Linked DNA regions of Mus musculus: regions 1, 2, 3, 4 and 5 are each linked to region 6. A link is a loop called in an ENCODE intact Hi-C map of the cell type or tissue named here. Cell type or tissue: left cerebral cortex. All regions are shown on one strand. Region 1 holds the start of Gm41818 (a long non-coding RNA gene). Region 2 has its middle 16 kb from the start of Gm41818. Region 3 has its middle 99 kb from the start of Gda. Region 4 has its middle 24 kb from the start of Gm41818. Region 5 has its middle 25 kb from the start of Gm38486. Region 6 holds the start of 1110059E24Rik (RIKEN cDNA 1110059E24 gene).

Region 1 (5,000 bases), 71 kb after region 6:
GGCTTCCACTGAAGCACAAAACCAGAAGAATATTGCCTTACTGCTGGGTGGAGTAAGTTCAAGCCTCCAACCCCAGGCTTCTGCCAAATGGGTGCTGGGGAAATCTAGTTACAACTAGATTATCATATAGTATAGTGTAGTATAGTATAGCACAGTACAGCACATTACCTTAGGGTTTCTATTGCTGTGATAAAACACCATGACCAAAAGCAGGTTGGAGAAGAAAGAGTTTACTTTATTTCTACAAGTCTCAGGTATACTCCATCATTGAGGGAAGTCAGAGCAGAAACTTGAGGCAGGAGCTAAGACTGTCTTCTGCCGCAAACCCTCTGGGTCTCTTTGTCTGCGTGGAATGGGTCTCTGGTCGCAGGTGGGCAAAGAGTCGGCGAATGACAGACAGACCAACACTCGAGATTGTGTTGAATCTGAATGTATGTCACAAAGTGAACACCGGTCTTATATAGTACAGAAAATACAAGGGGTCGGGAGTCACAGCAGGCAAAGTACATTGAAGTTACCTGATACAAAACAAAGGAGTGACTACAAAGGGACTTACAGGAACCAGGTAATATTTACAGTAAAGATAAAACAGTCCTGCCTAGGGTCAGCTTAATGACAGGTAAGGATTTCACACCCTAGTGCTATTCCTTTGAGCCTTGTGAAGGCTAGCACCAGGGGGTTCTGCTCTTAGCAGACCTTCTCATGAATAATGCAATACCACAACCCCCCTATTTTCTAGGCCTTGCTAAATTCTTATATGAGTCTAACTTTTAAGTATATGGAGAATCTCCATTTGTCAGAAGAATTCACCAACTTGCTTCTAATATGCAATGTAGCCTGTACTGAAGATTTCTATCTCAGTGGGATTCCCTGGCTCTTTCATGGTAAACACTCTGCAGACCAGCTTTGAGCTGCTTTGGCTTAATTAGTTACTGAATAGGTAACTTCCTTACTGCATTCTTACAGGATTCTAAGCTTGTCGGCTTCTGGAACCTTGGAACACTGGCAAAGGCTCTGGCTATGTCAGAATTCAATCTTAAAAGGCACTTATAATAAGATAATACTAAAAGAGAGCACGTGGATCCATACACTAGACTAACGCGGGGATAGAATGTGAGTATACAGGTTAATGAAAACGCCAAAGCTCCAGGAGGTGAGTTCCTTTTGAAACTCTTTGCCTCGTGAGTGCTTCCAGGCTTCTCAGCCTGTCAAGCAGACTTCACTGGAGTGTGCGTGGCAACCGTCCATGAAGGAATGTTGCTTACTGGCCTGCTCTTCATGGTTTGCTTAGCCTGCTGCCTTGTACAACCAAGGATCAGCTGTCTGCCCAGAAGTAGAACCACCCACAATGGGCTGTGCCCTTCCTTCAAGAAAACACCTGATTGACACACCTACAGGCAATGTGGGTAGAGGCCTTTTCTCAATTGAGGTTCTTCTTCCCACATACCTCTAGCATATCAAGTTGGCCAAAAATCAGCAACAAGCAGGGCATTTATATAGTTAGCTCTTACTGGCTTCCCATCCTGTCCCCTCTGGTACCACCTGCATTGGGAACAGCACCCAATCATGCTGAGAGAATGTAGAAGATCTGGCTCCTTACCCATTAGCACCTGGAGGAGAAGTTGCAGGAGGCTCATTTCTGCCAAGTGCCTATAAGAATCCTGCCTCCCCACTGGGTCTTCCCTAGTTCCATGGACTGAGATGGAGGAAGAGAATTTTGGGGGCAGCTGGGTAAGAAGATAGGCGTAGGCTCTTCACTCAGTTTTACTGATGGGAGTAGTGAGTGGTAGGTTCCTGCCATGACACTTAGCTCTAGTAGAGTGATTCCAACTAAGCTGTTCTGCAAGGTGATCTTTTTCCTTGTCCTGCAGCTAGGAAGAACTGGCTTTTCTTAGGGTTGTTTGTCTGCATGGGTTAGCATTCTTGCACCTCCTGCTTCCTCGCACCCTGTTTAAATTTTATGAAGCAAAAAAGGTGCAGAGGTGGAGACTACCATCTTCCTTCTGTCAAACTCATCTTTTCTCTAGCACCATTTTACATGAAATAACCAGGAGATGTGGGAAGATGTCTAGCTACGCCCTTGTGTCATAGAGCCTGAAGTCCAGTCTGATTCCCATGATTTAACCATCCCTTTTCTTTCTTTTCTTTGCCTCCCACCCACAACCCCGTGCAACATTTTTGTCCTCTCTGCTGTGGCATCACAAAGTGGCCAATCCTGGAGCGCTACCCTCAGGTTCGGACCATCAAGAGTGGGTAAAAGAAACTGGGCGTGGTGGCGCATGCCTTTAATCCCAGCACTCGGGGAGGCGGAGGCGGAGGCGGAGGCGGAGGCGGAGGCGGAGGCGGAGGCGGAGGCGGAGGCGGAGGCGGAGGCGGAGGCGGGCAGATTTCTGAGTTCCAGGTCAGCCTGGTCTACAAAGTGAGTTCCAGGACAGCCAGGGCTACACAGAAAAACCCTGACTCGAAAAACAAAACAAAACAAAAGATTGGGTAAAAGATTCTAACCTAGTTCTCCATCATGAAGCCTTCATCAGCTTACAGGGGATGTTTGAATCTGACACTTTTACCCCTTGCAATCGAATGCGGGGTGAGGGTAACAGAAAAAACGCCTGTCACTTCTGCATTTTTCAAATGTCCTCTTCGAAGGAAGAGCAACACAGGCACTCTTAAGCCTGTAAATCTCTTCTTCTGGCACGGGGTTCCAATGGCAATCGGGAGTGCCACTTAAAGGGGAGCAGTTTGTGCATTGCACAAAGGCATCCAGCCAATGGGACAAAAGGGGCCTAAGATTCAGCTTGGCCTCTGCTTGCCAAGTCATGTACCCGCAGGACTGCATCACCCGGAGGGGGTGCCTCTTTCAAATGTGCACAAAGCCTCCCTAGAAGGGATCAGCTGGCTCCTGATCCTAACAATAGCAGCATTGCAGTGACTCAATGGAAACATTCTCTTGGATTCCATAAACTCACTATGCTTGAATATTCAATTGATACTCATACATAATTTATGCCATCGTGTCAAAATCATTTGTTTTTGGAGTCCTCAAGCCTAGGAAAGTGAGCCCCAAAGCATCAGAGGAAGAACACATTGCACACTGTAGCCACAATCAAAATGGCTTTTTAAAGGGATTTCTTATTCTCCTGGGATGACACCTTCCCATCTATGAAGCCTGTTGGATTATCAGCAACCGGGTAGATGCCAAGAGCTTTCTGATTCATTTCAGTTTTCTCCTCAGTGGCATCCTCTTTACTCTACTGACCTGTTACAATTCAGTAAGTCCTTACAGGGCAAGTGAAAAATCTCTTTCATGTGGGGAAGTCTGTCAGCATCACTGAGGAAGTATGGGTACTTCAGCTTCAAACACTAGTTAAATATTTGTGTGACGACATCAAACTCACCGCATAATAGGCTGCCATTCGATCCTCAAAAAGCAAAAAACAAAACAAAACAAAACAAAACAAAAAAATGGGGGCTGAGGTGTCACCTAGCAGCAGAATACATGTTTAGCCTTGACAAGATTTTATACCCAGCACCTGGATAAGAGGGCCAAGTTCTGGTCCACACACTGCTATAGGCCACAAGACCTTGACTTTGAAAGACACTTTCCCAGGGGCTTTGTTTTGATGTCTGAAAACAAAGAAACTAAATAAAGTGTAGCATTAATTAATTAAATGCTTAGAATCTCGAGTCTCCGTGTCAAATAGTTTTTGGATTAGACTTTGGCAGTTTCAGATCTTCAGGCCCAGCAGTTTCTAACTTATAAATGAAGAAAGCAGTGTTCAAATTAAGTAATTTATCTACAATCTCAAGGCCAACCTATAGGTTATCTCATCCTTTTCCCAGATCTATTTAATAGGAAAGCCCATGGTTCTCCAGTGAAACCCCTCTCTCTTCTCAGAAAGCCTATGGAGAAAAAGCCTCCCTTATTGCAAAGATGAACACATGACTACCTCAACCGGAACATGAAATGCAGGTACCAGAACTGAGGTTTGGCTCAGTGGCAGCCAGTGCTGCTGAGACTCCAGGTACGGTCTGTAGAACTGGGAAAGAGAACAAGGGGAAACCATGTGTTCCTTAGAGCCCAGTGTCTTAAGCTGTGGGCCATGACTCCATATGGGGTTGTGTAACTGAATGCAGAGCTTGCAAAAACTTTGGCAATGGTGAAGGACTTTGCATTGTGCAACTAAAACTGAAGCCAAAAACAGATATGTAATGAATTTGGGATATGTCTGGCAATGCTTGCCCAGGTTATGTCACATGATCTTGCTGGAGCCTTTATCTGAGCATACACATGTGTTTTGCATTGTACATGTTAGATTTGAGATGATTATATATTATGAATAGCAGCATTTCTACTGTACTTACAGTTGCCCCCTCTTATAGAAACATAACGGCTTAATTATACAAAATAAAAGTACTTGATGAAGGATGGACCATGTAGAGACTGCCATATCCAGGGATCCACCCCATAATCAGCATCCAAACGCTGACACCATTGCATACACTAGCAAGATTTTATCGAAAGGACCCAGATGTAGCTGTCTCTTGTGAGACTATGCCGGGGCCTAGCAAACACAGAAGTGGATGCTCACAGTCAGCTAATGGATGGATCACAGGGCTCCCAATGGAGGAGCTAGAGAAAGTACCCAAGGAGCTAAAGGGAACTGCAACCCTATAGGTGGAACAACATTATGAACTAACCAGTACCCCGGAGCTCTTGTCTCTAGCTGCATATGTATCAAAAGATGGCCTAGTCGGCCATCACTGGAAAGAGAGGCCCATTGGACACGCAAACTTTATATGCCCCAGTACAGGGGAACGCCAGGGCCAAAAAGGGGGAGTGGGTGGGTAGGGGAGTGGGGGTGGGTGGGTATGGGGGACTTTTGGTATAGCATTGGAAATGTAAATGAGCTAAATACCTAATAAAAAATGGAAAAAAAAAAAGTACTTGATCCTTTCCCATGACAGACACTCAGCATGTATAAGGTTAGTTTGACTTTGGG
Region 2 (5,000 bases), 87 kb after region 6:
TTTCCTATCACTCTGGGCTATAAATTTTGTAACTTTAAAAAAAAATCCTTGGAGAGGAAAAAATGATGTTATCAGCAGAAAGGCATAGTCACTTTGAAATATCACTGGCAAGCTCCACATGATTCCTAGTCTGATGAAGGTGGCTTAAAATCTGCCCATAGAGAGCAAAAATGGACTGGGGCCATGCCTCCCGGTCTTTCTAGTTCAACTTTGTTCCCTGGGCCTAAGAAGGAACTTGATTCATGATTGGAGATCAAACATTTAGTGAGTGAGTAAGCGAATGAGACCAGTATGGTTGTTTTAGGGAATGCCAGATCCCCAGTTTACTCGAACAGATAGAAAAGAAGACCGTAGGTAGATTCTTGAGCCCTCAGATTTGCCCAAATGTCAGCACAGGATGCACCCGTTTAATACTCAGCAACGACTCCGGACTAGAGGTCTGTGAGCACCACAAGCTGTTCCCAGAACCGAGGGCGGTGAAGATGCTATCCGGTCCCCCTGTGTCTCTCTCTGCTGCAGCAGCGGTTTTACGTCTGTGGCTTTACTGGAATAAAGGATCGTGTTAAGGATGGCTGTCCTCTCATCTGCTTTTTATCAACACAGGACAGTTTCCTGTATTTGTCAGTGATGCGGAAATGACCCAGCTGACGTTAGCACTTGCGAGTGACTCAAAGTTACACTGTATTTGCCTGCCCGCCCCCCCCGCCCCCCCCGCCCCGCGTGCTCTAATTTTGTGTTTTAAATGATCGCCAGTTACTTTCTTCTTTTTTCCTTTTTTAAGATTTATTTCTTAATTTTAAGTTTGCATATGTAGGTGCCCATGAGGAGTTCGGCAGGGCGCATAGGATCCTCTGGAGTTGGAGTCACAGGCTGTTGTGAACTGCCTGATGTGGGTACGGGGAACTGAACTTGGTTCCTCTGAAAGAGGATGCATTCTTGGTAGCTGAGTCATCTCTCTGGCCTGAAGCACTTACTTTTTAAAAGACCTACTTTATTTTCTGTCTGAGCTCATGGTCGTTTGCGTTGGTAGCCAAGGCCAGATAATCTTGATCTATTGTGTGTCTCCGGTTTTCCAAAGACTTTTTTCCCTTCTATTGTTAGAGTCAGGGAAACTGGCAAACGATGGTGTTGGGCCAGAGGAGGGAGAACGAAGCCTTAAATCACCGAAATGTGGTGCGCCCTGTACGCACTTCAGTACGAACTGAAAGGAAGACTGCAAATAGGATTGGTTCCTTTGGGCTAGTACTGAATTGGGAGTGAGTGATGCAGATAGAGCCATGGGCTGAAATCATTTTCTACTTCAGCCCCGCTCGGTCTGCAGGGAATCGTGGAGTCAGGAGTTAGCTGCAGGGTGTTGGGAGTAGGCCAGCATCTACATCTGTTCTCAACTGTAAGTGGACTGGAAAAACACTTTGAGGGAAAGCCAGTGAGGAGCGCACAGAATCCCTGCTCCCAGAAAGGCCGGGAAAGAGGAGCTGATTCATCATAAAGATGCTGAATTTAGAGGCAGGTTTTTATGCAAATAAAGCGTGGATGAGTCTTCTTCTGTTTGTCAAGAGTCAGTCTGGTTCCTGACAGTCTAAGGGTCAGAACTGATAGGATGAGTCAGCCATATTGACAGCGTGGGCCCTTGTGTCTAAGTATAAGCCCTGCGCTTGGAGGAGGAGGCTGGGGGAAGGAAAACCAGCCTGGCAGAGGTTGCGAGAGCTTGTCTAAAACACAGAAAACAAGGTAGCCGGGTAGGATTGAAGCCTCATACTTCCCACTATTTCCGAGGAATCTGGGGCTCAACTCGAGTACTTTGGCACTCGCTTACTAGACTCTGGACACGTTTTAGTGAATTTCATGCAGGATTTCTTGTCTCGGAATATATGGCCGGCTGTAGGGACACTATGTAACGATTTCTCGCTTTTGATATTAAGAGCGTCTCAATCCGAGAAATGTCATGGCTAGCATGAGTTGGAATAAGCGTTACTTAAAGGAAGTAGTTTGGCAACACATGGGCCTGGGTTCAAATTCCAACTCTTGTCATTTCCTGGCTGTATGAGATCAGGCAAGCTGCCCTCTGACCGCCAGTGGCTTCACCTGAGATGGGAATCATAATGTATGACTAACCAGGCTATTGGGAGGACTGGCTGTCTCCCTAGCCACCTAAAAACAACCAGAAAAACATCCGCAACCTTGTTCTCTCCTTTGTTCCATTTCTCCGTATCATCGTTATTATTTTTACTTATGTTTTTTAACAAGTTTGTTTTGTTTTGTTTGCGAAACTGGGAATTTAACTCAGAACTTTGTGTAAGCACTCTACCTCAGTCTATTTAGCCCCCTTTTCACTTTTTATTTTGCAACAGAGTTTCTCTATATTATCCAGCTAGTCTTGAACTTAGTTTGTAGCCCAGGCTGTCCTGGAATCATGACCTTCCTCCCTAAGTCTCCTTAAAAGCTATTCTTATAAGCCCACACTGCCAAGTCTTTATTTGTTATTGACACAAATAATGATATTTATTTATTCATTATAACTTGATACATGTATTCACATAGAAATGATCCATGCAGGCTAATTAGCATATCTGTTGCTGTAAACATGTTTCCTTTCTTTCTTTTAAAGAATTATTTATTTATTTTATGTATGTGAGTGCACTGTTGCTGTCTTCAGACACACCAGAAGAGGGCATCAGATCTCATGACAGATGGTTGTGAGCCACCTGTAGTTGCTGGGAATTGAACTCAGGACATCTGAAAGAGCAGTCAGTGCTCTTAACTGCTGGCCTCTATTTTTCATTTCTTCATGCTAACAACTGTCAAAAATCTTTGTAGTTAATTTTTTTATACAAATTTTTTTTGATACAGGATTTTTTCTTTCTTCCTTTTTTCCCTTCCTTCCTTCCTTCCTTCCTTCCTTCCTCCCTCCCTCCCTCCCTCCCTTCCCTTCTTTTTTTTTTTTTTTTTTTGTTTTTTTTTTGAGTCAGTGTTTGTCTGTGTATCCCTGACAGTCCTGGAACTCAATCTGTAGACCGTGCTGGCCCCAAACTCAGAGATCTGCTTGACTCTGCCTCCTAAGTGCTAGGATTAATGGCATGGACCAAAACTACCCAGTGAGACAAGGTTTTTCTAAGTAGCTCTGACTAGCCTGGACCTCACTGTATAAACCAGGCCAGTCTCAAAACCATGATGCTCCACCTGCCTCTGCTTCTGGGATGCTAGGATTAAACACATACACCACTACCCCTGGATACTTTTACTTTGAAATATCTGTATGCATACCAACCATAGTCATCCACTAAACTAAACACCACACCTTTTTTCTACACGGTGCATGATGACCCATATCTACCCATCCCCCTTGCCCTTCCCTGCCTAGTCTTTGTTACCCACTACTGATGCCTCTGGCAACCTCCATGAGATCAGCGGCCTTAGATTCCTCACGTGTGAGACCACACAGTACCTGTCGTTTTGTGTTCCCTCTGTTTTCTTGCTACCTGCCAGGCACTGTTGCACATCCAGTTTTAATTTCTAAAAAAGATGTTTTGTGTCATTGGAATGAATGAAACACATATGGCTTGTCTAAACTTATAACTGTTTTCTTCCAACTAGTTAAAAGTGACAAGAGAAGCTAAGGGTAACGGAACAGGCGGGGCTGCCTCTATTTGAAGGGGCAAAGACTGAGTTTCCTGGCTCACTCCTGGGTTGGGTGAGCTGTGGCAAGGGTCAGCTGGGCTGTTTAGCCAAATGCCAAGGTCATCATGGAAAGACTGTCTGAAATGGCAGTTGGGTGTTTATAAGCAACAACTAAAGTAGTCAAGGTAAATTTATAATTTATAAATGGCAGAAACAATTTCCAAATCATTTGCAAAATATTTTTATTTTGGTTTTCAGAAAAGTGTGTTTTCTATTAACCAAAAGTATGAATACAAAGAGAATTGGTATAAGTAACATGGAGAAGGGTGAGGAGGGAGAGGAGGAGGATGGGGGGGGGGTTATTATGGGTCCTTGCACACTATCCAACCTCTGTGAGTTATGATATTTTATGAAAAGTAAGATGATTTAAATTAAAGATTATGCCCAAGGTGCCTTCCAAATCTAACATTTTAGCATCCTGTACTTTGTCTAAGCTGGCATCTTAATATCTCCTTTATTAAAATAAATACCAATAACATACTAAGAGGTGACCTGGAGTACTTCAGGTATTTTCTCTCTACAGGAGCACCTGGGAAGAGGGGGCTCTTATTCGTCCTATTTTAAATACAAAGACACTTTAGGTAAGACGACTTAAGTCATTTTTAAAGACCAACCTGTCAAGACATAGTGTGCCGACTCACTGGACTAATGCTTTTAACCAAACCTATATGTCTCCCAGAGGAAACCCTTGCTGCCCACTACTGTAAGGTGGGACGCTTCTCTACCAACAGAGAAAAACCAAACCTGGGTGTCCAAGCATCCTCTGAAATAAGTGGTATAGAGGATCATTGTACCTATTAGAGCCGTGGGTTTCAACGCTGCTAAGGCTGCAATCCTTTAATACAGTTCCCCATGTTGCGGTGACCCCAAGCCACAAAATTATTTTTATTGCTTCTTCACAACAGTAATTTTGCTACTGTTATGAATTATAATCTAAGTATCTGTGTTGGCTGGTGGTCTTCGGCAACCCCCCGTGAAAGGGCAGTTCAACCCTCACAAGTCTCTTGGATCTTAGGTTGAGAACCACTGGATTAGAAGCGCCACGGTTCTGTTAGGAGCCACAGTGGTTTCTTTAACTGGCTCCTTCTCGCCACTGAGTACATTTTTTATTAACTGAAATGTTTCCTGTATATTTTCATTATAAATTTCTGCCTGTGTTGTCTTCACAGACTAGAAGCAGCTCCATAGCTCATTTACGTACTCCGTACCCCACTCTCAATTCTATCGAAGCAATAACTTAAGATCAGAAGGGGCCCCAGGCGCGAGCTCTCAGCACAAAGCTTCATTTGCTTCTTGAACATTGGACATTTCCCGACAGCATT
Region 3 (5,000 bases), 280 kb before region 6:
ATAATAGTGTATTTGTCAAACTTTTCTCTCATTGGGCAGAAAAACACCAAACCCATGAATTAGAAATGTGGAACCATTTTTATTGACCTACTGATACAGTAATGTAAAGAAAGCAAAGCAATTGACATTGTTTTCAATTATTGTCACAGCAAGATGCCTCTGAAATTCGGATAATTGGATTGAGCGACACTGGCGATGAGTCTTCGAATGTGGGTAGATGTGGTCATGCACACTAAAATTTGCAGAAACAAATCAATTTCACACGCTTTGCTCAGTCTCTGAGACCAGCACTGCTGCTAGCCCAGTTAAAGGCTATGTTCAGATGCGCTCTCATTTACATTTTTGCCTCTAGAATACTTTCCAGTTCTGTCTTGTTGTCAGCATTATTTGGTACTGTGCATATGTCAGTCACTGATTAGGTGGGTGGACATTCATTGCATTACTAGATGAAAGATTTGAGTCGGAAGATGACGATAAATCACACTTGACCTAGAAAAGTAAACATCAAGCTTTCAAATGCAGTCTGCTTAGCCTGGGCAAAAGATGTTTCTCTTCACCCCGATATTGCTTTCCCCAAGAACACCATCGCCGTGGCGTTATGGGACACGACTTTGCATTCTCTCCACTGCTGATTGTGCATGGGTGACTGTATAAAGAGATGCTTTATTAGTACTAACAGGATATTAATTATTCATCTCTTGTTGCTAAGCAATAGTTTATCTGTGATCATAAAGGTAAATCTGTGGGACTGGAGAGACAGTTCAACGGCTAAAAGCACTTTTGAAGCCACACCAGGTAACTCACAACTGCCTCTAACTCCAATTCCAAGGGATCTAGCGCCCTCTTCTGGCCTCTATGGGTACCTGCACTCATGTGCACATACTTAAGATAGAGATGTAACTAAAATTAATTCTTAAACAAACAAAAACCTCAAAACAAACAAACAAAAAAGTGTGTCAGTGTTAAAATGCAAAGAAGTCCTGTAATTTTGGATCAGTTTGAGCTCAGGTCATAGCCACTCAGTGCCTTCAAAGAGCAAGGAAAAAATAGAAAGTAAAACCTAAAACCTGCCAGATGATACTAAGGGAGATACTAAGGTCCTGCGGAGGGAGGAGGTTTGGGCTCACTGCACAGAGAAGTTGGCTTGGTTGCCTTGGGTCAGATCTGGTTCCCTAGTCACTAGACAAGCAGAATATAGTTTTCCAAACTACGTATCCATTAAGAATAGTAGCAGACACAGAGAGAAGTGGTATGAGGATTAGATAGAGTTCATAGCATCAAGTCGTGAGTAAGACAAGACTGATGGCTGCCCACCCAGAAGAAATACGGTACTACTGAAGATGCCGTTGGAACCAGGAGAAAGAGTAGCTTCCCCTGAACACAGCCTGGGCTGGGGCACACTAGGCTGCTGGGTAGAACAAAGATTGCCAGGCCCCTAGAACTGTTGGTCTAATCAAAGGGTGTGGGAGACAAAAATCGAGGCAAGAGTGTGGCTTCGCAGCATCTGAGACCCTTGGCCACATGACTGTCACTTTAATGAAGAGGCAGAGAAAGCACGCAGCACACAACTGTGGAGAAAGCTTTACCACGTGCACCTAGTGATAGACAAGGCAGTGGTTCTCAACCTTCCCATGGTTTCAAATCGGACATCCTGTATAGCAGATGCTTACGTTGTGATTCGTAACAGTTCAGTAGCAAAATTACAGTTATGAAGTAGTAGTTATGAACCAATTTTATGGTTGGGGGTCAGCTCAGCCTGTGGAACTGTACTAAAGGGTCGAAGCACTAGGAAGGTTGAGAACCACTGCTCTAGAGGGAATTCCGGAGCCTTGTGAGAGCACCCCAATGTGCCTTCCACCTCGGAGCCCTCTGTCTGGAGTCCTCTACTGATGAAACTTGGTATTACTAGCTGTCAGAGGAAGGTTCTGTCAAGGGCTCCACCATATGGTCACAGACCCCATGAAACAGGGGCGCTTTTGAAGCAGAGAGACAGGAAGTCAATAATCCCACCATGCTGTTCGTAAGGATCTCTCATTTCGATTATCTATTAGATGGGAGAGAACTGTCTCAAAATGGAGTATCTTGTAAACAGCGACTTTCCCATGAGCCTGTAGGCTGATGGAGTTCAGCTGTGTGTAATGTGATGTCACTCCGAGGACTGAGTGTAGATGCTCTTCTGGGCTAGTTCAGTGCATGGTGTCTTGCAGATGACTAGAGGGCTGTGTAGTGAAATGCTCTCGCCCTCCCCACTCCCCGCCGCCACCTCTCTCCCCGCCCCTCCTTCTCTACCCTGTCTCACTTCCTTCAACACTTTTGCTTACTCTCCATGCAATACTAGTACTTATTCATCTCTATGGACCTTCTCATCTGGGCCGTCTACGCAGCCTCTTCAATAATAAGCCTTTCCGTATAGACTTCTTAAATCATGGTTTATACCGTCCAGAAGCACAAAAGCAGACGCTTCCAGGTGTTCTCAAAGGCCTACACCCAGAATCAGCACATTACTCTCGCTGAACTCTAACGGCTGAAGTGAGCCCCAGGTGTAGCCCAGATTTAGTGTGTTAAAGGACTGCAGAGCAGGCATGCACAGGGGAGCCAGGTTAGGTTGGATGCCGTCTTTGAATGTCGAGCTTAGCCATCTGTTTCCTATAAAATGGAATCAATGTTGCCAGACTCACAATCATCACCATTTTCAAATAATAACCACCTAGTAGCAACATTTTTATAAAGATTAAAAAAGACTTGAGGAACGCCTCCCCACCCCACCCACTCTGGGCTCTTGGGAGTTTTTGAAAACATTGTTTCATGTGCGTCTATTCATATCTTGGCCACTAGGTGGCATACTGGTCAAACATTATCTTCACCTCCACTGAAGGCTGCTGAAAATTGCCACGTTTACAACTTGAAGCAAACATCAGTTCCCTTCACTTTCAAATAGTATTTTTTTCCTTAGCCTCTGGTTCACATAGAATACTTCCTTCAAGCTAGCAAATTCTCTTCTAACAATTTATGTTTCTCTATAGTGAAATGAGTTAGATAAAATGAGTTTCCCATCAGTGGAGGTGTGCAAGTAGAAGCTAGACAACCATTTGGCAAATTGCTAACAGAAATATTTTAACTCTATTTCCATGGCTATTTTCTGTAAATAGGGGAACTACCTTTTTTCAGACTGCGCATCCCCATTGTCTCCATCTGCTTTTGTGCTGATGTCACGGAGCTGAGTAGCTGGCCGGGGACCCTCTGAGGTTCTCCCACATTCTCTACAGAACCCAAAGTATGAACTCTCTTTACAGAGAAAGTTTGCAGGACTCCGAGCTAACCTGCAAACCTAGAACCAACTCTTGCTAATTGCCCTATTAATGCCCCTTATTTGCTTTGGCCTAGCATCCAACCCAGTTGTTTAACTTCTGTTGTCTGAGACCTTGATCTTCCTTTCCCGCGTTAACTTTTGGGACGATTCAACACGCTTCGGATTTATAGACGCAGCGTCCACGTGCTGGCCACTGCTGTTGCCCCAGTGCCGGTTTTATTTTTTAATTTAAATATATACATATATTTCAAGAAGCAATACATAAGACAATACAAAGTTTAGATACTTACAAATGTAAAAGAGAAGGCTGTGAAACATCCATTGAATTCTCAGTTCCTGCAGAGTAACCTGCTTCAGTAGATTACAAGCAGCTCCACAGGGCCGGTTGTCTGTGCCTGTGCCTGTGCTTGCAGGCCATTTCAATACAGTGTAAAAGCAATTACAAGAATATTTTTGTGTTTGCATATAGAATAAAGTCTCCAGAGCTAAACTGTAGAGTCAGAGGACATGAGTACCTTTCATTTTTTGAAAACTGTTACATTCTCCTTCTCAGTTTATTCCCCTCCATGTCTTAGTAGTGACAAACAAGGGCAGTTATTTCATGCAAATGTGATGTGGGGTGTGTGTGGTGGGGGTGCTGGGGACTGAGCCCTTAGCTTCATACATACTACACAGTGTTTGATTACTGTGGTATATTGTATTGGGATTGAGACCGGAGACAAAGAGCAGAGGTGCATATTTAACATGCCAAAGGGGACCTGTCCTCCAGGTTCTCCCAGCATCCCTCAGTCCCTACCTTGCAACCTTCACCCTCTACCCTGAACTTTCTAGGCCCAAGGGTTAGGCTTCCCCTCCCCCAAGAGTCTCTTTCATAAATAATCCAGACATTTTAGCGATCTCTCTCTCTCTTTCTCTCTTTCTCCCCTCCCCTTTCCCCCTCTCCCTCTCCCTTCTCTCCCCTCTTTCTTCTCCCTTCTCTTCCCTCTCCCCCCTCTCCTTTCTCTCCTCTCCCTTCTGTCCTCTCTCTTTTCTGTCCCCTCTCCCCTTTCATCTCTTCCATCTCTCCCCTCTTGCTTTGTCCCCTCTCCCCTCTCCCTTATGTCCCTTCTCCCCTCTTCCCTCTCCCCCTTTCTCTTCTCTCCCTTCTCTCCCCTCTCCCTTCTGTCCCCTTTCCCCCCTCCCCTTTGTCCTCTCACCCCTCTCCCTCTCTCCCCTCTGCCCTCTCACCCTTTTCCCCTCTCACCCCTCTCCCTTGTCTCCCTCTCCCTTCTGCCCTTACCCCTTCCTCCCTCCCCCGCCCTTCCTCTCCTCCTTCTCTCTCCCCTCTATCTCCCCTCTCCTCTTTCTCTCTCCTCTCTCTTTCTCCTCCTCGTCCCCTCTGTCTCTATCCTCATGGAGACTTCCTTGGTCTTGTCCTTGGGACCAGTGAGCAGAGAGTGGGTTTCCCAATAAACCTGCCTTTCTGTATACTCTAATCTGGCTTGAATTGGGTCATGTCACCAACAGAGAAATAATTCATTATATTGAAAGGCCACATATAAGATTGATATTTTATGGGTTTGAAGAACTATAACCACAGTGGCGCCTGTTATTAGCAAAGATGAACAGCATTTCTTACAAAGAGTTCACCGCGTTTCTTCTGCGAATGCACGGCTCCTATCCTTTGACTGATTTTTAAAGGATAATTTAA
Region 4 (5,000 bases), 94 kb after region 6:
GCTGTCTTCAGACACTCCAGAAGGCATCAGGTTTCGTTACGGATGGTTGTGAGCCACCATGTGGTTGCTGGGACTTGAACTCAGGATCTTCGGAAGAGCAATTAGCGCTCTTAACCATTGAGCCATCTTGCCAGCCCAACAATTTTAATCTTAAAAACAAAACAAAACAAACAAACAACAGAAAACCTGGCAGTGATGGGGTACAGGCCTTTCCTTCCAGCACTCAGGAAGAGTCAGGCAGATCTCCTCCCCCTTCTTCTCCCTCTCCCTCTACACCTCCCCTCTCTCTCCCCTCCCCTCCCTCTCCCTCTACCCCTCCCCTCCCTCTCCCTCTACCCCTCCCCCCCTCTCTCCCTTCCCCTCTCCCCCCTCCCCCTCCCCTCTCCCCTCCCCCTCCCCTTCCTCTCCCTCTGCCCCTTCCCCTCACCCCCCCTCTGGTGTAACTGTTCTACCAGAGTGAGGTGCTCATGACTTTCTTGTCTTTGAATTACCTATGATGACACTGGACAAGATAACCTATGCAGGACACTACAAACTTAAAATAATGTTTTCTAAATTTGGTTTTCTTGGTATGTTTGCAAAGTGACTTTTAAATTTTTTACTAGTGTATACTAGTCGTACAAAATAATAGGTTTCATTATAACATTTTCCTGAATATATACAACATTTTTTAATATTCATCTCCCTTATTTTTTTAAAAAAAACTCATTTATTATTATATGTAAGTACACTGTAGCTGTCTTCAGATGCACCAGAAGAGGGCATCAGATCTCATTACAGATGGTTGTGAGCCACCATGTGGTTGCTGGAATTTGAACTCAGGACCTTTGGAAGAGCAGTCTGTGCTCTTATCCGCTGAGCCATCTCTCTAGCCCTTAATTTCCCTTATTACCAACAAAAGTAACTTTTACAAAATTACATGAGCCATATTTCTGAATTTTTAAGTGTATCTGTTTGCTTATAGGTGATTCTGCTAGGCTCCTCCCAGGGACCTGGCAACAGCTTATGCCATCATCTGCTGACATTACCCGCTGCTGCCAGGTATGGACAGCATATAAAAGAACTGCTTGCCATCTGGTTCCCTCTCTCTATTCTCATGTGTTCCTGCCCCCCCTCACTTCTGCCCTTCCCTGTTCCCCCTTCTCTGTTCCCATTGCTCCGCTCCCATCTGTCTGCCTCTACTCCTTCTCCTTCTCTAGGCCCTAACTGCCCTCCTTGTCTCTAGTAAACCTCCATTATACTAGGTCAGTTGCTTGGTGTGATTTCTCAGGGGGCATCTTGGCATGGGCCCACCAGGTACCCTCTCCTGCTGCCCCCCAATACCATCATATGTCATAATAATATTAATTAGAGAAAAAGTGTTTGCAACTAAAACACATCATTTGATATAATATTGTCTACATTGAAAGTTTCTACGTATGAATTAAATGGGAAAAGCAAAGAATAGAAAGGTTCAAATTTGGTGTCAAACTGTAACTGCCCAGGCTGACCTGAAGTCTAGGATCCTCCTGCCTTAGCCTCTTCAGGCTCCTCATGGGGTCATAACGTTGGGTTTTGTGCCTAACACAGGCGAAGTAAGCACTTGCTCTGTCACTGGTCTTAAATAATCATATTTTTGTTTTGATATTGTGGCTATTCTTGAGTTAAGACAGACTTTACTCTAACGTCAGTGTAATAGCTAAAGGTCTAGCTCAAGGCCACATGTCATGACAGACAAGGTGGGCTGGGTTAATGGATCTGGATTCTGATGCCAGCTTAGCAGTCAATCAGACCATCTCAATACTCCACCCTCACAGGGTCTTGGTCCTCTGGGAAAAAACGAAGCAGTTGTCAGTGCCTTCCAGGTCAAGGGGTGTCTGATTCTATTTCTGATTTTCTGTAATGCAGTCAAGGCAGAGAATGTCAAATCTGGCTAATAATTTGCTGTTGACAGGGCTAACAAAGAGAGAGGCAAACACCGTTTTGAAAAGTGTCTCTTTACAGCTGTAGTTCCCTTCCTCCTCCTCCTCCCCCTCCCCCTCCTCCTCCCCCTCCCCCCTCCTTCTTCTTCTTCTTGATAGTGTGAGATATTGATGTCATTTCTTTATTTTTCATTTTAAAAAGATTTTTTAAAATAATTTTGGTTATGCAATATGTGTGACTATGGGGTGTGTGTGCTCGTGCGGGCATGTTCCACCAGAGAACACTAGATGCCCTGGAGTTACAGTGGGTTGTAAGCAGTTTGGGGGTATGCTGGAACCCTAACTTGGATCCTCTGCAAGAGCAGCCAATGTCCTTAACTACTGAGCTCTCTACCCAGCCCATCGTTACTTATTCTGTAAGTATCTAGAATAGTCTTTCTCTATTTTCCCTTTCCAAGAACTACCTTTTGTGGAGAGAGAAAATGGAAAATATATATATGAATAACTCTTACATTGAACATGTGTAATAAATGCCAAGGATGAATGAGATCCTCCTTAGGAGATGGAGGAAGAGGTCTGTGAAACCAGCCTGGGCTATATGGAGAGGCTCTGCTCCAAGAAAAACCAAAACCCAAATCTAAGATTCCAAATTCAACGTGATTTTGTTTATACAAAGTGATGGTAGAGTTGGTCTAGCAGAAGAGAAACAGAACGACCTTATTTCTGCTAACATGTCCCTCACTCATCATTGGACATTGATAGAAATGTCCCCAAACGGCCATTAACTATAATTACAGTCTGGGTTCTCATTTGGACCAAGGGTGTACTCAGGCCCTCTTAGACTGATGTTGAGAGATGTCTTACAAAATCTTGACGTTCCACAGAATTGTGTAGGAACAGGCCAAGTAGCTTTGATCTCCACACACTGCCTGCATTCACATTCATTTCAGAGACAGCCAAGAGGTAAGATGCTAATGAACTTTAGCTGCTGGCCCTGTGTGCACAGGGCGCCCTCTGCTGGTAGAGTGGAGCAATTCCTAGGAAAAATAGCTGCTAGCTGAGCATTCACTAAATCATATCCTTATAGTAGCAAATATTTTCCTGATAGCTTTTATTTGTCTGTTTCCTATACTAGTTACTTGAATCATAGGTAGAAAATAGTAAGCCGAGCAGTGGTGGCGCACGCCTTTAATCCCAGCACTCTGGAGGCAGAGGCAGATGGATTTCTGAGTTCAAGACCAGCCTGGTCTACAGAGTGAGTTCCAGGACAGCCAGGGTTACAGAGAGAAACCCTGTCTGGAAAAAAACAAAACAAAACAAAAAATAGTATACATTAATCTACAGTTTAATGATGCAAGTTTGCATGGCAATATGAGATACAATAATTCCCTTCTGGGAATTTAATATGTGATGAATAAAGTTTAATCATTTATGAAGTTTAACAATAATCATAAAACACTTTTCAAAAGAATTCTCCTAGTGTGTTGATGATGCAAAACTCATGACATCCAAGATATTTTATTGGAAATGAACCCAAGTCATTAAATAAACCTACTACTTTGTGTTTAGCTAAGTAGCATTAAATGAGCTCCCAAACGCTTACCAGATAGCACATCTCTTAACCCTCATCCAAGAAACTTATTTTTTGTGGTAGATGATGATGAGTACAGAGCTCACAACTGGTCAGTGTGCAGACAGTAGTTGACTTTGGAGTGCTCTGCCTCAAGGAGACAGCTGTAGTACATGCTTGGCTCCCAGTGCTAAGGGATCATCCAGGAAGAGGGGACAAAAGATTGCAAGATCCAGGGGCAGCAGATGGCTAGAGCCAATCAGTGATTTCTGGACCTGGGGGAGTCACACTGGCTGTAACTGCACGTACAAGGTGCAGCTAGACGAATTCTCTGCATGGATAGGGAGGTGGTTAGGCAATCCCACAACCAACCCAGGAGCCAGGCAACTGATGGATGTTGTGAGAAGCAGAGATAGTTATCTGCTGAGAAGTGGTCCCTGAGAGGCTATCCACGCTCCAGCAGATGGTCCTACACCCAATCACCAACAGGCAAAACTAAGTGGACTTAGTGGGGGAAAAACAAAAACAAGAAACTGTGAGGGAATAGTTGGGGTAGGAAGGGACAGGAAAGATATTGAAGGGGAGGGGACGAGGGGAAAGGAGGGATTATGTCAAAATGCTATATGCTCATATGACATTCTCAGTGAAAAAGGCATATTTGTAACAGAAAAGTGCCAAAGAACGTAGACAACTGTGCTCTTATGTATTCATAACCTTCCCTGAGGCTTGAACTTGGCTTTTGTTTTTTTAACCTTGATCTGTTTCTTTGAAGATGTGTCACACAAGCGTTGGCTTCCTGGCCTGGAACTCACTACACAGCTCTGGGAGAGCTACAGTTTATACTTCTCCTGCCTCCTGAGGGATGGATGGGGTTGTACCACAGCTGATTTTGACTAAAAATCGTGAATATCTGATGTGCAGCATCTTCTTATTTAATACTTACAATTTTTAAATAGCAACTAACACACGTTATTTGACAGTGTAGCTCAGGTTTTTTTTTTCTCTCTCTCTCTTTCCTTCTTTTCTTTTTTTGAGATGGGGTTTCTCTGTGTATCCCTGGCTATCCTGGGAATTCACTTTGTAGACCAAGCTGCCTTGGAACTTAGCGATCTGCCTGAGTCTGCCTCCTGAGTGTTGAAATTAAAGGTATGTGCTACCTCACCTGGCTCAGAGTTTTCATTTTATATGTTTCTGTCTGTCTGTCTGTCTGTGTATCTATCTATCTATCTATCTATCTATCTATCTATCTATCTATCTATCTATCTATCTATCTATCTATCCATCCATCCATCCATCCATCCAACCATCCATCCATCCATCCATCCATCCATCCATCCATCCATCCATCCATCTATCTATCTATCTATCTATCTATCTATCTATCTATCTATCTATCTTTAAAAAACTATTATTTTTATTTTATGTGCATTGGTGTTTTGCCTGCATGTATATCTGTAGGAGGATGTCAGATCCTCTGTAACTGGAGTTATAGACAGTTGTAAGCTGACATGGGTGTTAGGAATTGAACC
Region 5 (5,000 bases), 82 kb before region 6:
GGAGGAAAAAGAGGAAGAAGGCGAAAAGAAGAAGAAGGTGGCAGTACCCTGGAGGACAGAAAGAAGTGACTTGATGTGTAGGTCAAAGAAAGTGAGTGGAAGCCATGTGGAATGTCAAGTTTTGAGCAAGGAAAAAAACAAAGGATGGCATTAACTGAACCCAAGATTACAACAGTGACACAGCAGCCCTGGAGACAGCTGGACAGTGACACAGCAGCCCTGGAGACAGCTGTGGAAATGCTTGCTCCCCGCCCCCACCCCCACCCCTGTAGGAAGGTACATTTTGTCATTAACCTGGTTTCTAGCTGTACGTGCACTGTGATAACAAAAAGCAGGTTCATTTGTAATTGGCCTTGCTATGTTGCTTGGTATTGCTACAGACAAGGTAGCTCCTCCCTGTCTGCATCTAGGCAAGGACATATAATTTCATGGACTGCTAGATTGGAGCTATTCTCTGGTGTGTTGTTACCAACAGACTCAGGCCCACCTTCTGATGCTGCTGGTGCTTGGCACATCCAGAAAGACCTGGGAACTGGTTCTGCCTCTGTGAGTGGAACAGCCTGGCCTATAAAGTATGTTGCAGGAAAGCCAGAGCTACACAGAGAAACCATGTCTTTAAAATTAATTAATTAATTAATTAATTAATTAAAAGATCAGTTTACTCACATACTTTATTCTTTCTCTCTCTCTCTCTTTCTCTCTCTCTCTCTCTCTCGTGTGTGTGTGTGTGTGTGTGTGTGTGTGTGTGTGTGTGTGTGAGAGAGAGAGAGAGAGAGAGAGAGAGAGAGAGAGAGAGAGAGATTACTTGAGTTTTTGCTAAAGTCTCACTCATTTTCAGGCTCTGGGGACAGTGTTAGTGGCACAAACCAAAAGGATTGACTTTCCCTCCTATGGTCATAGACTTACACTCTGGGACAGCCTGGGCTGGGTTCCTTCTTTTACAGAACCTATGCCAGGGCGTCTTGATCAGAGTTAGTCCTCCTAAGGGCAAGGATGGGGGTCTGTGGATGTGGCTTCTGCTCATTGGTTCCCTCCAGTCTCCCTAGCTTCAGGGCCTGTGCTTTCTTCATTTTGCCCAGGACAGACTCTTCCATCAAATCTTCCCAATGCAAAATAGTTCTTTTTAGGTTTATTTGGTTTTGGGATTTTGGTTTTTCAAGACAGGGGTTCTCTATGTGACCCTGGAAGTCCTGGAACTTGCTCCGTAGACCAGGCTGGTCTCAAACTCACAGAAATCTTCCTGTCTTTGCCTCCCGAGTGGTGGGATTAAAGAAAATAATTTTTAAAGATCAAGGACCTGTCAACCTTATTCATGCCCTATATTTTTCTGCTCCTAGAGAAAAGCCTAACTGGCAGGACATCAGTGTATTTGTATTCGCTGACTAGCACATCAATTCTAATTTCCAGTACATGGTAGTGCATGTATGTAATGCCAGGACAACTGAGATATACGTTAAATCTGGACTGTGTAGTAAGATCTTGTTTTAAAAAGAATAACAAAACGTCAGTCTAGATTTCTATGGTCTATTTATATTAATAATTTTTGAGTTTGAACATTTTGAATATCTGTACTTAGTCTATTACCCATGTAGACTTAAATTAAGACAATTGACCTTAAGGGTAGAGCAAACCTGGGTTTTAGTACTAGCTTTGAAATCTCTCACTCTACTTCCTAAGCAAATTATTTAAGCCCTGTTTCCATCCATTTCATTACATTTGATAATAACAATAATAATATCTTCCTCATAAACTGATTTTAAAATTAAGGCGATGTGGTATGTGTTAAGTCCTCAACCAACACAACACAAATATATATAATATAAATATATATATATATATATGTACATATATTTTTTTCTTGTACTCATCCCCAAAACAGTGAGACTCAGTGAATTCATCAGATGGGGTTTAGACAGGCTAGAGATAGACATGAGGTATTCCCTATTGACCTTGGGCATAAGGCATTTCACATTGAGAGGAACTGGGTGAAGGAAGCCGGTTGAGCCATTCCAGAAATGCCTAGCGCATGCAGACTACGGGCTGAATTAGTCCATGTATTCGTTTGAAAGTATTTTTCACACCTCTCACCAAGAACAGTGTGCTAAGGCAGGATCAAAGGGAATCAATGGTGGCTCCTGCCCTGCAGGGGCTGCTTCCAGCAAAGAGCACAGTTGTCAGAGGCCTATACCGGCTCCTGCTGTTGCCCTGGCAGCATAAACACAGAAGAAAGCAAGCAGCATTTCTCCACGTGGGAGGCAAGTAAGAGCTGAATACGAGAACAGGATCCTGTTGCAGAGGTTTGAGACAAGGCTCAATGGAGGTCCCTTGCAAGATTTTGAATACGGAAGTGAACCAAGTACCAGAAATGGAAACGATAAACAGATCAGCAAATACTCATTTATTTTTTAATACACCCATACTCACCCATCTTCAAACTGGCACCATCCTTTATAGTTAAATCAATCCCGGGCCTCTGAAGCTGCCTGCAGTCGTCACTTTGTATGGAGAGAGGCAGTAAGATTTGCAAACCCTGCTGCCTCTCTGCCTCTAGACTGCTTGGGTTGATGCAACTACTTCTGGCGGCTGTGGTCATGCGACCTCCAGGGGGCGCGATTTCCCTTAGTTCTGGTGGAACTGTGGTTCTCAAGCCAACATGAGAATTTTGTTAACTCAGTGTCGCTGGGTCCCATTCCCACAGTTCCTGGTACAGTAGGTCCGTAGGGTGGACCAAAGAATGTGCACTAGTAATGTGTCCCCAGGGTGTACTGCCTGTGCTGATCCACAAGAACCTAAGACCCTTCTTTAAAAATAGGTAAAATGGCTAGAATTTTGAAAGGGAGCCTTTCTATAAAGTCCACAAGAGAAAGGAAAAACAAAGAGTGAAATTTAAAAATTAGGTTGGGGGATGGGGGCGCAGTTCCCTGGGAGAAAGGCAGTTCTCTGGGACAAAGCATGCCGGGTACAGGAGAGGCCCTGGGCTCAATTCCTACACCATATCAAGCAAAGACAACAGACAGAGCTAAGCCAAGCAACCATGCAACTTATATGTTGTGGCCGTGAGTCCTGGATGCTAGCTGGTCTTTTCCAGTTCCCATCTTCAGGGTAGCTGTCTACATACTTTGATTATCGGAAGAGGTTTTAGCACGGCCGTGCCAGGAAAAGGTCAATGGAAACACAGTGCGGAATACAAGAACGGCACAATCCGAACGAGCAATGTAGTCGTAAAATAGAAGGACACTTTTATTTCCTTAACAGACCCTTCTTTATGTCATGTCTGCCTCCAGTCCCAAGAGCAGAGTTTTGCTTTGTACCTTGAGAATGCCTAAGGAATATCAAAAGTAAAACTGAATTCCAACACTCAGCACCCCCTGGTTGGGAGCACAGCCCACCATACCGACATTACTCATCTGTTCCCAGCTGGCTATATTTATCCTGTGAACTTTGAATCGCATGTTATTTTTAACATAACTACAGCTTTCCCGATAGCACCCAGTCTAATAAATACAGATGTCTTCTGTATTTAACCTCTGGACTGTGTCTTCCTTGGACGAAGTGTCTTGTCAAAGAGGATGAAAAAGCTCTTAGAAATCGGTGCTCAATGGCCAGAATGGTGTTTATATCAACACCAGGGCTTGGCACAACTGTTGGTCATTCTTGAAAGAAAAAAATCTGCACAAGAGGCCTCCCTTAAAGAAAGTTAATCTCTAGTTACCGTATGTATCATCTCTCGGCTACTTGAGAGCTACTAAATGCCCATGCATAGCCCCCCGCTTCTTATTTAGTTTCTGTTGTTCTCTGCCCTCGAGGAGGGGAGACCAGAAAAAGCTCCTTTATATCCCAAACACCCAAGGGCCCTAGATTACTGCAAGAACAGTAGGAGGCGAGGAAGATGGGGAGAAGATGGCCGTGTCCAGACCCACTTGAAGCTCCTCCGTGAACATCAGTTTAGATCCCGATACACAGAAGATGGAGGCTAGATGGAGAGCAACAGAGCAAGAGGGATTCAAACAAGTTCTGGTAGCTGCGGATCCACACCCCACTCTCTTCTCTGCCGGATACATCTCAGACAACAGCGTTTTACCTGTCACTCAACCTAACGAGGAGGTGTGAGAAAGAAGCCAGAGCTGAAGCAATCCTGAAAGGAATAAGCAACACAGTTCTATGGAGTGTGAGAACTGGAGCAAATGGGGTGGGGGTTGGGGGGAAGGGACGACGGAAAGGGGAAGAGAGAGAAACTTTCTCAGGATAAGCTGTTCTTGTCACCAGTCTACATTCACCCGTGTGCGTGCACACATTCATCATGATGGTGGATAATTCTTTCGCAGGTGCAACGCCATGCGTTTTATTCTCCCCGGGTGACTAATGAACTAAAGTAATTTTGTTTTTCTTCTTAAAATTTTGTTTTCATTTTTAAGTAGAATATAGTTCTATCATTTCCTCTTCCCTTTTCTCCATCCCAGCCTGTGTACCCCTCTCTGATCTTTTTCAAATCCATGGTCTCTGTTTTCATTAATTTTGTTTTACACACACACACACTTTTTGTTTGTTTGCTTGCTTGCTTTTTTGAGACAGGATTTCTCTGTGTAGCCCTGGCTGTCCTGGAACTCACTCTGTAGACCAGGTTGGCTTTAAACTCAGTGATTCGCCCACCTCTGCCTCCCCACTTCTTGGATTAAAGGTGTGCACCCCGCCCCTCCAGCTACTGACATATATCTTCATCAAAACAACCTGTTCAGTATGCACCAGACATGCATGTGGTACACAGACATACATGGAGGCAAAATACCCATACACCTAAAATGAATGCTAAACATATGTTAAGGAGCTAGTATCTTGCTTGACAGACATGAAATGAAGGGACTTAAGAATTTCAAACTGACAGTTGATGGGTGAAAAAAAAAAAAAAAAAAAAAAAAGCCAAGTGCCACTGCCACCTGACTCAGACAAATTTCTTTTAATACTCTTACTTCCTGTTATTTTCCTGACGTGGAAACTTCTAG
Region 6 (5,000 bases):
TCTCCCTGGGTCCAGTTCAGCGAACCAATGAATTACAATTTCTTACCAAAAAATGGGCTATTTCCAGGAACAAGGACAAATGCTGTATGGCTACCCCACTGAAGAAAATGACTGTATCAACATCCATCCATCAACCATAGATAGCTTACGCATACACTTGAGGGGAGATGATGCCTTTTAAGGTCCTACCTACTCCATGACAGACCATTACTAGGCCCAATCTTATGCAGGTGTCTCACAGGTAATCACAGGTGCCAAGGGTTCAACAGGTCACTAACCATGGCATGACCAGATGACAATGTTCCACACCACCAGTTGTGTTTCATTACATACCATCTCCTCTCCAGAAAGGAAGCGAAGACCACAAAGGCAGGCCTCTTTTCAGTAAGCTCAGAAAGTGGCAGGTTACAGAGTTTGGTATGCACCACTTGACTGTTAGGTAGTCCTCCTATCAAGCTGGAAGGTCCTGCGTATGCTAACCCTGTTGGCCATTGGGAAGACTAGAGCAAGCTTCTTTCCTCTTTCCTCAAAAATATATTCAAATGAGAGAAAAGAACCACTTTATTTACATAAGCATCCTAACAAAACATCTATTGTAGCTAGGCATGGTCAGAAGACTGAGGCAGGAGAATTACTCCAAGTATAGCCTAGTCTACATAGTGAGACCCTGTCTCAAAAGATTAAAACCAGGTAGAGGTGAAGTGGGGAGAGGGGAACGTTCTCTAACTCTCCATTTTTATCTGTCCAGTCTTAAATTTAAAAACTGTCTTTAGAATAGAGAGCTGAGACAACCTGGGGCCCCAGTTTCCTTCCTCTGGGGAAAGGTCTAATTAGTGTATCTCACAATTATATTTAAGTATGGTCTAGTCTTACTTTCAAGGCTCTCCACAGATTTTAAGATGGCTACAGAGCAGTGGGAGGAAATTATACTTTACTATTCCCACTGCTGTTCGGGCCAAATTGTGGATTAATCCATTTTCTTTACCAACTTCTCTCCATAATATTTTTCTAAAATACAGGAAAAGCAGGTTTATGGACGAGTGTCTGCTAATGTGGTCTGAGGGCCCTGCTTAAACTATTTTTTTTTATTCTTCACTGAACTGCCTTTCCCTTTAGCAACTTCTATTGAAATTTGTAATTACAGATCCATCTGCTGACTGACTGTCCATATTACTCAGACAATTACAAGCTCCGTAAAGGCAGAATCAATAGTTTTGAACACTGTCTACCAGGGGTCTAGAACCCTGCACGTGAAAGGTATTTATTAAATATCTGAGAAACAATGAAAGAGAAAGACAGAGTACAAGTTACTATGGATTGCCTTTTTAATGTTTTAAACGTAATCACCTGCTGACCACCTGTTATGTCCCAGACTAGTTACTCTTCTGTTAGCTTCCGAATAATCCTATCAGATTTCTTATCTGAGGCTAAAGGTCACAGAAATTACTAAATTACTTCAAGGAACAAACTTAGGAAATTTGAGCTCTTGTTTCTGTAAATATTAACTTTATCTGATGTAAGCTGGCCTCCAGGACGACTAAAGGCCTTTATCCGCTCCCCATTCAGTTATGGGGAAGGGGATCGCTATTCACAGAATCACTAGTCATACATATCTCAAGTAACAAACAGTCTGAGTTTTCTTCCACTTTACACAGGTCCTGCTAAGTTAATTGTATAGACAGCAAGCAACCATTTTTACACAAGCCAAAACGTTTGCTCCAACACAAAACTGAAATAACATCTTGTTGATAAGGACAGTGACGCTAAGATCGTACTCCCTACAAACTTATGGGTTTGGGAGTTCTCGGAAAAACAGTCGCTGCAAAGAGACACTCGGACGAGTGCCTTCATTTCATTTTCTTATTGCGGGGGCGTGATCCAGGTGGGAGCATCCAAGGCGTCAATCGCCCCATCGGTACCTTAGGTTGGATGAATTTAAGCTGCCCTATCCAGTCTCGGCGCCACTACTGAGATGTGCTGACCATCAGATAGATTCACGGAACAGAGCCAAGCCAAAGAAAGGGCGTGGGAAGAATATTTGAGACACGATTGCACTGCAGCCAAGACTAACTGGGCTGCAGTCCACGCTCGCCAACTCCTCTCCTTTCCTCTCTCTGTCCCCTTTCCTCTCTCTGTCACTTTTTTTTCCCCTGGGATGGCAGTCAGAACAACAGGCAAGGGCCTACCTTGGTCTGAACACTCTTATCAAACTTGTCATTTTTGAAGGTGAACGTATTCTGGTGCTTCTGAGGCCGGGACCGAGTCACGTTGCCTTTCTGGGAACTCATCACCAAAATCTCAAGCACTGTAAATCGGTGCAGCCTTTAAGTTACAGGAAAGAGTAAAGACGTTCCCGCCCCAGATTGAGACTAAGGACAGTGACCCGGAAGAAGTTCTTCTACTCTTTCCGTCCCAGCCCCAGGTCGGCCCACGTGACTCATTAGGGAGGTCACGCTCGGCTCTGCCTTGCCGCACATCCTCGACTACCGGCTTCACGGAAAGCCTTCCTCGGACCCAAGGTGCAAGTCCGGCTTTCTTCGAATCTAGAACTCCCCCATTGGCTCGAACGCGGCTGTCCATCACGGCGGAGGGACGGAGATTCCCCGTTCCTATTGGCTCTTCTTTTCCGCAATCCCCGCCTCCTGCCGAACGCTCCCAACCTGTCTCCCGGCTCCGTAGCGTAGCGACTCCGCTGCGCAGTTTGTGATTGGTGGAAGGTGGGCGAGGCCGGTGCCCTGATCGCCTGCAGCCCGGAGCCCGGGTCAGCTTCGGCGCCCTCCTCCAGTCACTGAGCAGCTCGAACCGGGCCGCTCGCCCCCCCGCCCCCCGCCGCCCTCCCAGCTCCCGCCCGCCGCGGCCGCGCGCTCCGCCGCCTGGCGGCCTTCGGAGGTGCCAAGGAAGGCGGGCTGCGGAGAAGGCAGCACCGGCCCTGCGCTGCGGACGGCGACCACGGCCGCGCGGGACCTCGGGCCGGAGAGCCCCGGCGGCGGCCGCCCCTCGCGGCGGAGCCGTTAGTCAGCAGAACGCGAACGCGCGTGGAGGGGCCCCACGAAGCGCGCCCGGGCACCGCAGCTCTCTTTCGCGTCCTCGCCGGGCCGGGCCGCGGGCGCAGAGTCGGCGGGCGGCGCCCCGCGGAGGACAGCGCGTTGGCGGCCGCGGCCGCCCAGCTGCAGGTGCGTGGGGCTGGGCTGCTGGGCCGTCGGGGGGTCGCCGCTCTGAGCTGGGGACCAGGCCGGGTGGCTTCGGAGCGGAGCTACCGAGCGGAGAGCCGTGCGTCCCGGGCCTCCTCGCCCGCAGGGAGGACCGCAAGATGGGGTCGGGCCGCCGCTCCCCTCCCTGGATCTGGGCCACTTCGGGCCCTCGCTCTCGGCTCGGTGTCCGGGTCCCGCCAGCCTCGATTTTAGATGGAGTCCGCCCGGAGCTTGAGCTGGGTATCCCGCTCCGCTTGTCGCGGGAGCTGCTTTCCATGGCTTGAACTTGTATCATCTCTGATTGAGAACTCAAGGAGGGAGAGGTTGGATTTGAATTGAAAGTTGGAGAGTTCTGTTTGAAATTGTATTTAATATTAAACCAGGAAAGTTGTGTCAAATTATAGTGTGTGGAGGACGTTCGGAGAGTTTAACCTCCCTCCGCTTCTGTTGAAAGAAAGAAAGAAAGAAAGAAAGAAAGAAAGAAAGAAAGAAAGAAAGAAAGAAAGAAAGAAAGAGAGAGAGAGAAAGAAGAAAACGTTCAGAGCCTTAATCTTGGTGATTTTTCTGTCAAAAGCAGGATATTTAGTTTCATCAGTGCTGCTCTGATTTAAGGCAATGTGAAGCAGATTTGGTAAGGATTAGAATAACGGGGCCCCGCGGAAAGGGTGACCTTTAATTTTTTTCTGATAGTTTATGAAAGGTATTCCATTCCTTGTGCAGTATATACTGCTTGATCCCTAGGATTTACATTTTTCAAACCTTCAGCGTATAAAGAGAATTTTGGACATCTTGGGGCAGTACCTAAAACTACTAAGTCTTGAGTAGAATTAATTAGGTGCGGTTTGTGATTGACATATTTGTTTACATTAACGGGGATTTTCAATCAACACTTATTTTAGAGAATGTGTGTCCATATACTTGGCGCATGGATTCAGTTGGGTAATAAATCTACTCGTAGCCAATGCAGTATTTTGAATATCACCATTGTTATCGGTGCCGGTGTCTTACCAATGGAAAACGGAGAAGGCGAAGGTGTTGGAAGTTGAAAATGGATACAATATCTGCTATGCCTTCGTTACTGTTTCAGATCTTGGAGGAAATTAGTAGCGCCTTCACCGTATTTTGACCTCTCTCTCTTCTCCTACTCTAGTATTAATAAGGTTAATTGGCAAGGATAGGATTAGATTTTCAGTAGGCTAGGAAGCTTTAAATTTGTCCCTTGGTGTACAATACACTGGTTAATAAGTGGTTTGTTTACTTGAGTACCATCGCTCATTTTGCATTGTGATAAAACGACAGCTGAAAAAGCAGGCTCTTGCCCACCCCAACGCATAGACTTACCGTAAAGTACTGGGACAAGATAATGTTTTAGTAGCTTAATAAACTCAGTAGTCCACAGTCTATCACTGAATTGATCTACAACCCCAGGCATGCGGTTCTTGGCTGAATCCGTGTCCACATTCATAATCCAGAACTATTAAAATGTGCCACTTGTTGCTCTTGCAGAGGACCTCTGTTCCCTTCGTAGGACCCACATGGTGGTTCATAACCATTGCTAACTCCTGTTCCAGGGCACCTGACACCCTCATTCATCTGATCTCCATGGACACCAGGTCTGGTGCATATAATATGCATGGAGACAAAACATTCATACATATAAAACAAAATCTAAATCTCTCATTTAAAATTGTCCCACCGGCTGAGTTTTTAGAGGTGCTTATTAATTGATAAACGTGTTTGCGTGTGTCAGTATTGGTGTGTAGCAGTGTCCACAAGGAAATTTAGGTTTCCTGACTTTGTTGGTTTATT

The links. A loop is a pair of places that touch in the nucleus more often than their neighbours do. Peaks named below come from ENCODE experiments on the same cell type or tissue, not always from the same donor. Only the 100,000 strongest peaks of a DNase experiment are listed, where the experiment ranks them.
Region 1: it touches region 6 in a loop (2.1-fold over the local background); 16 of 42 quality-filtered maps call a loop at or near these places.
Region 2: it touches region 6 in a loop (3-fold over the local background); 15 of 42 quality-filtered maps call a loop at or near these places.
Region 3: a loop joins it to region 6, with 3 times the contacts of the local background. A loop is called at or near these places in 8 of 42 quality-filtered maps.
Region 4: it touches region 6 in a loop (5-fold over the local background); 14 of 42 quality-filtered maps call a loop at or near these places.
Region 5: a loop joins it to region 6, with 4 times the contacts of the local background. A loop is called at or near these places in 20 of 42 quality-filtered maps.

The regions. Positions count from the first base shown.
Region 1 is chr19:21,721,203-21,726,202 of GRCm38, forward strand. It overlaps Gm41818 (a long non-coding RNA gene), which reads left to right and starts at 2,393. Exons shown (of 3, transcript XR_003952858.1): 1 at 2,393-2,419. In left cerebral cortex, no CTCF peak of the experiment used is centred here; a DNase peak (open chromatin) is centred at 2,837; H3K27ac peaks cover 987 bases.
Region 2 is chr19:21,737,095-21,742,094 of GRCm38, forward strand. No RefSeq gene overlaps it. Among named protein-coding and RNA genes, the nearest start is that of Gm41818, 16 kb to the left of the region's middle. In left cerebral cortex, a CTCF peak has its summit at 2,643 (motif pointing right); a DNase peak (open chromatin) is centred at 1,485; H3K4me3 peaks cover 907 bases; H3K27ac peaks cover 1,334 bases.
Region 3 is chr19:21,370,699-21,375,698 of GRCm38, forward strand. No RefSeq gene overlaps it. Among named protein-coding and RNA genes, the nearest start is that of Gda, 99 kb to the right of the region's middle. In left cerebral cortex, CTCF peaks have their summits at 854 (motif pointing left), 1,904, 2,825 (motif pointing right) and 3,024; DNase peaks (open chromatin) are centred at 1,883 and 2,814.
Region 4 is chr19:21,744,687-21,749,686 of GRCm38, forward strand. No RefSeq gene overlaps it. Among named protein-coding and RNA genes, the nearest start is that of Gm41818, 24 kb to the left of the region's middle. In left cerebral cortex, CTCF peaks have their summits at 826 and 2,916 (motif pointing left); a DNase peak (open chromatin) is centred at 2,909.
Region 5 is chr19:21,568,780-21,573,779 of GRCm38, forward strand. No RefSeq gene overlaps it. Among named protein-coding and RNA genes, the nearest start is that of Gm38486, 25 kb to the right of the region's middle. In left cerebral cortex, a CTCF peak has its summit at 2,592 (motif pointing right); DNase peaks (open chromatin) are centred at 2,227 and 2,607.
Region 6 is chr19:21,650,421-21,655,420 of GRCm38, forward strand. It overlaps 1110059E24Rik (RIKEN cDNA 1110059E24 gene), which reads right to left and starts at 2,371. Exons shown (of 4, transcript NM_025423.2): 1 at 2,187-2,371. The coding sequence starts at 2,288. It overlaps Abhd17b (abhydrolase domain containing 17B), which reads left to right and starts at 2,889. Exons shown (of 4, transcript NM_146096.3): 1 at 2,889-3,173. In left cerebral cortex, a CTCF peak has its summit at 2,884; DNase peaks (open chromatin) are centred at 2,104, 2,577 and 3,278; H3K4me3 peaks cover 3,679 bases; H3K27ac peaks cover 3,127 bases.